Linked DNA regions of Homo sapiens: region 1 is linked to region 2. The links are chromatin loops, found by intact Hi-C in ENCODE. Cell type or tissue: mammary epithelial cell. All regions are shown on one strand. Links, peaks and the distances in the headings refer to the core of each region. The heading gives the core; the rest is flanking DNA. Region 1 has its middle 53 kb from the start of DRD2. Region 2 overlaps DRD2 (dopamine receptor D2).

What was found. A loop is a pair of places that touch in the nucleus more often than their neighbours do. Peaks named below come from ENCODE experiments on the same cell type or tissue, not always from the same donor. Only the 100,000 strongest peaks of a DNase experiment are listed, where the experiment ranks them.
Region 1: it touches region 2 in a loop (5-fold over the local background); 4 of 110 quality-filtered maps call a loop at or near these places.

What each region holds. Positions count from the first base shown.
Region 1 is chr11:113,527,347-113,530,263 of GRCh38, forward strand. No RefSeq gene overlaps it. Among named protein-coding and RNA genes, the nearest start is that of DRD2, 53 kb to the left of the region's middle. In mammary epithelial cell, for the core only: no CTCF peak of the experiment used is centred there; a DNase peak (open chromatin) is centred at 1,835; H3K27ac peaks cover 1,806 bases.
Region 2 is chr11:113,445,375-113,448,291 of GRCh38, forward strand. The region is part of intron 1 of DRD2 (dopamine receptor D2); the gene reads right to left. Among named protein-coding and RNA genes, the nearest start is that of MIR4301, 3.3 kb to the right of the region's middle. In mammary epithelial cell, for the core only: no CTCF peak of the experiment used is centred there; DNase peaks (open chromatin) are centred at 987, 1,737 and 2,777; H3K27ac peaks cover 2,495 bases.

The DNA.
Region 1 (2,917 bases), core at 272-2,771, 82 kb after region 2:
AACCTCAAAAGCCATAAAAGAAAAACTGAAAATCTCACTAACATGAATGTTTTTAAAGCTCTGCATGGCAAAAACTTTCATGAGTAAGATAAAAAGACAAATTAAAAACTGAGAAAATATTTGCAAATCATAACACAATTTCTTTAATATATAAAGATTTCATAAATCAATAAGAAAAGTAAAACGTAACAGCACAATAGAAAAAAATGAACAAAGTGATATGGAACCATTTACTGAGAAAGAAGGTGAACGTGTTTTAAGCTTAGGGAAAATTGCTGAATTCTACTTACAATAGGAGAATTGCAAAATAAAACTATACTGAAATACAATTTGTCACCGATTAGATTTGCAAATATGAAAATGTTTGATGACACGTTTTTAGATATTGCTAAATTACTCTCCATAAAGGTTATACCAAGTTCTCCAACAATGTACGATAATGTGTTTCCCTACATGATCACCATCGTTGGTGCGAATGTAAATTGGTATAGCCTCTATGGAACTTAACAGTAAAGAACAACATTTAAAATGCATGTACTCTTTTGATCCAGAAATTCTACTTCCAGGAATTCGTCCTTATGTATACTCCAGCATGAGTGAAATGATGTCCTTTGTTTTTAATTGCACCATTGTTTATAATAACAAAAAGCTGGACAATAAGAAACCACTTAAAGAAACTATCTCATTAAAATTATAGCCAAAAAGTGCCATGCAGTGTTATGAAGGGCATCACCACTTCTGTAATAAAAAGTGGGATTATATATGCCTTTTCTTAAGCATATGCAAACTATCTTGAGAAGAAGGCCTAAGAAGCTAGTACTATTTATCACTGCCAGGGAGAAAACCTAGCTTTCTAGAGGACAGTGATAGAAGGAGACGTTTCCCTGTACACATAATTTTGTACTTTCTAAACTTGGAACAATTTGAAAGCCTTACTTATTCCATAAGTAGAAAAAAACCTATTTTAATAAGTATTATAGTTTCCATTTATTGGGTGCTTTCTATGTTCCAGCACCCTTCTCCATCATCCCATGTAAACCTGGCCAAAAAAGCCAATGAAGTATCCTTCATTCCACAGATGAGGAAATTGAGGCACATAGAGTTGAGGTAACTCATCTAAGATCACAGAGCTAGAAGGCACCTGAGCCAGGATTGAATCCCTGTGGTGCTATGCAAGAGCCCCAGCAGTTCCCACTCACATGTACTGCTGTGGACCACATCTATTTGCAGGGTGTCAACAGGGTGGACAGCATATTAATACAGATCAGTCTTGTCCCCTTTTAGAGGTCACTCCTTTCAAAGGTGCGTCCCATAAGGCCCCAAGCGTGCCAAATGCTTCCCTTGGTTGGCTCTGGACTTCCTGTGCCCCCTGGACGCAGGTGCATGGATGGGAGGGCAGAAGAGGATGGCGCTGTCCTTAGATACTCCTCCTCAGCCCTCAGAGTCACCTGGTGGCAAATCTCACATTCATAACCTCCTAAGTGCCTCTCACATGTCTCTCTCTCCCTTCCAATTGCCTCTAACTCAGTTCAGGCTGCCATCAAATCATAACTCAAATTTGGCACAGCCTATTCACTCAGTGGGTGGTGGCCAGAATAATGTTTTCCCATTTGTATTATATTTTATACACGTAGGAAACCATTTAAATGCCATTATGCAGAAAGAAGATGTCTTTCTAATGCTCTCCCTTGGTATCAAAGAGAATAGGGCATGATAGAGGACAAGAACCCTCATGCCCTAGGCTTTCCTGGCTTATCTCCCACACAGTTCCTGCCTTCTGAATGTGTGGAATGAAGAGTGACATGCAATTCTGTGGTTGCTTCAAGGCATTTCTGTTCCCTGGAACTTCACCCACACTCTCTCCTGGGCTTGGAATGCCTGGTGCAAGTCCACCTGGACAGTTTCCTATGTTGCTTCAGGACTCAGCTCAAGTATCCTTCCCTAGGGAAGCCTTCCCTGACCCTCAGTCTGATTTAAATTCCTCTCCTTTTTTACTCTATAGTAGCCAAAGTGAAACTCAGTTCTAAAACAGACCACATATGCTATGGTATTGCTGATTCGTCTCTCTGTGGCTAATAATCTGTGAGCTCCTGGAGAGCAAGGGTGATGTCTTCGTCATCTTGGTACACCCAGGGTCTGGTATAGTGCCTACTACTAGTTTGAACTACTTAGTACTTGTTGAACAACTGATTGAATAAAATATGTTAAAGACATGTGCCCCTCCCAGTACTGCTCTTTCACCTTCCAGACCTGCTCCATCAAGCCCTGTACTACTTTCCTAAGCAGCTAACGGCAGCTTCACTTCCAAGGGCCACATGGAACACTGCTACATTGGTGGTGCCCAGTGTGCACATTTACTGGTAATTATACCCTGAGTAGTCCCCTCCCACAGTGACTCTGAGCTCAGCCACATGACTTTCTCTGGCCAGTGAGACACTGGCAAGCATGCCACAAACAAAGGCTGGGTGGGTAAGTGCTTGAACACTGGGGCTTATCCTCTTGAAACTCTCCCTCCTGGAAGCCAGCTGTCAAGGTGTAAAGAAGCCTTGGGGAAACTAGCACTCTGTGAGAGGCCACATGGAGAGAAGCCTGAAGGAAGAGAGATCATCCTGGACATTCCAGCCTCTATAGACCTCCCAGGTGAATGCATTCTCATGATTGACCTCACCTGTATCTTGTAGAATGCAGAAAAACCACCTAGCTGAGCCCAACCAACCCACTGAATTGCCATTGTTCAATTTAGGCACTATTTGTTATGATCATTTTGAGGATGATTTGTTATGCCGCAATAGACAACAGAAACAGGCCAATATGGAAACTCCCATGTGCCTGATTCCTGGCACAGGAATACAGCTTCCCTGGCAAGCCTAGCTGGTCCCTGCAGCTGCCCAGTGTACCAAGGCCATTTGCTGGGACC
Region 2 (2,917 bases), core at 320-2,819:
GTATAGGGGAACTCTCTGCACTACTTTGCTACTCTTCTGCAAGTCTAAAATTATCTCGAATGGAAAACAGGCATTCACACAGGCACCTCCGATACCCAGGTATCTGTGTGAAGGGGCTGTCCAGGCCTTCCTGAGGCATCGTATCCTCCTCCCACCTGCAGGCAAGGATGCAGAAACTTTTTCCAGGCAAAGGGGAGGGTCCTCTTCTCCTTCACCCTTGGATGGAGCAAATATCAAGTATCTGTCCCACATGGTGCTGACTGCGCATGCAAGGGGCAGGAGGCAGAGAAGCAGAAAAGGAGGAGAGGGGAATTAATATCTGTCAATTGATCCATTTTTCGTAGCCATCATTTTAAGCACCTACTGTGTTCCAGGCATAGCAACCCTCCTTATACATGTGCTCTCCATGAATCCTCATCACGTCTCCATTTCCCAGGAGACGGAAGCCCAGAGAACTTCAAAAATTTATCCACAGTTCTAGCTGCTAGGTGATAGAGGCAGGACTCTAACAAGCTCAGCCTGTCTCCAGAGCCACTGCTGGCTACAGAGATGCTGGGGGTGGCCTGGCCTTGGAGGCATTTTCCAGCCTGTTCTGGAGCATTTCCAGGGGCCTGGGTCCGTGAGTTCCAGTGAGTTGCCTGTTGTCCTGGCCCAGTAAGTTTTTCTCTGTGTCTGACCTGCAATTGTCCCCTTGCTTCCTGCCAGACCTCAGCGGCATGTTTCACTCCTCCTGGGACACATGGACCCCACTTCATGCATGGGAAGTACATGGAGGGTCTTCAGCTCCCCCTTCCCACTCGCCCCTTTCCAGAAGCCCTGATGACAGATCTGATACAGTCACCCCACCTCCATGGATCCCACCCTAGTTCCCCAGGCACTCTCTTCATCCAAACTCCTTAGAGTCACGTCTGCTGAAAAGACCAGTTTCTACCCCCGGCGCTGAGTCAGACACAGAGTTGCTGTCAGAACTGGAGAAAACACAGCAGTCATAGTAACGGTAGCTCCTGTTTATTGACTGTTCACCGTATACTGGACACTGTCTTGCACACTGTACACACCTTTGTCCTAATTCTAAAAGCAACCTTAAAAGGGAAACATTACTAATCCTTTTTCACAGATAATGCCAATGGGGCCAAGGGAGTTCCTTTAATAACCTATGTCAACTAGGAAGTGGCAGTGGAGGATGGAAGACTGGGTTTGTCTAGTTGCAAAACCTCTGTTTCCACAGTGGCAATGAGGCACCCCCTACTAACATTAACATACTGCAAATGCAAGATGGGATATTTGGAAATAGTTTACCCATGTTGCTGCTAAGCCTCATAATAATCCTGTAAATTCAATCCCATGTCCCCACTGTACAGTACACATTGATGCAAGTAGTTGTGAAAATGAGAAACAGAGAGAAGTCCTGTGGAGGCACGTGGCTGTAAGAGCACCATTTAGGAACTCAGTGTTGGTGGCGAGTGAGGATGAGGCCAACACTGACAGTAAGGCATATTCCCTGTGTTTCCAAAGTGGGAGGGGTCTTCAAGGAACCATCACACCATTGCCACAGGAGCTGATGGCTGATAGGACAGAATTCCTAACTTGCTGCTGTGGGCTTCATCTGCAGTCTTGACTCCTAAGCAGCACTCACACCAGACAAGAAGAGGGCTGCACAAATGCTGAACAAACTCAGATCTGTGTAGATGCCCTCAGGGAACTTGGGATCCTCTAGCATGTCATAGCCCTTGCAAGTCCAAACCTGCCCACTTCTGCTCCAGCCTCCAAAGACAGCAGCCCCACCCTCCCCGGGGCCTGGGGTAAAGTCGGGAGGCCCGCTGGGCTGCACGGCCACACTCTGTTCTGTTGTGCCCATGTCTGTCCCTGCTGCTGCTGCCCTGGAATTGCTCAGGCTCCGTGATGTTGTTCTTTAAATCATAAAATCCTCTCCCCGCTCCTGTGCCTTTCCTGGGGGAGCTCTCTCGGGCTTTTAATTGAATTTGCAGTTTCTGGCACACCCCTGTTACACAGAATGCTTGGTATGGGCAGATGGAAGTGCCCATGAGAATCAAAACAAGGAAACTTTGACAGGATTCAAGGCTTCCATACCACCCTCTGAAAAAAAAAAAAAAAGGAGAGAAAGAAAGAAAAGAAAGTGCTGCTTGTTCCAGCACCTGCAGAGGATGCGAGCCAGCCAGCAAATTCACTACTCACCTTGCATATGAACGAACAAACACACACGGGTTTGGTGGGCAACAGAGAAGGCAGGCGGAACTCTGGGGTGTGAGTGGTCCATGAAGCAAGACAGACAGACATGGGGCGGGGTGTGTAGGGACTGAATTCTGACAGGCAGTCAGCATCTGGCTTCTGGCCCCTGCTCTGCCCCACATTTCCAACCATGTGACCTCAAGCAAGTGGCTTCCCTCTTCTGGCCCTGGATGTCCTTTTGTAACAAACATGTGTGGCCACATCAGAGGACACACAAGGCTTCCTCCCACCAGTCCTAAGATTCTAATCTGCCATGATGCGATCTCCAGCCTTGTCCATGTTGAGGGGCCAGTAGCTGAAGGAGGGAGCTCAGGGTGCCCAGGCCCTCCCTGCTTGTCAGTCTGGGGACAACTGTCTATTGTGGTTAAAGCAGGTGTCTGAGGCCATGATGAAGGTAAGATCCCACAAAGGGATACTGAGGGGGCTCTAGATGGTGTCTGGCAGCAGAGAATGTAGTCAGAGGACCTTCAGGCTAGGAAGTCATCATCACTCTGCGAGATGGAACCACGAAACAGGGAGTGAGTGAGTCACCAGAGATAATGAGCTCCGAGGCAGGAAGATGCAGGAGTCTAATGACGTTCTTTTCCTGTCCTGATGAGATCTCTTGTCCATAGGCCAGTAGAGCACCCAAGCCCAGAGCAATGGGTAAGGGGGTCTGACTTCAACC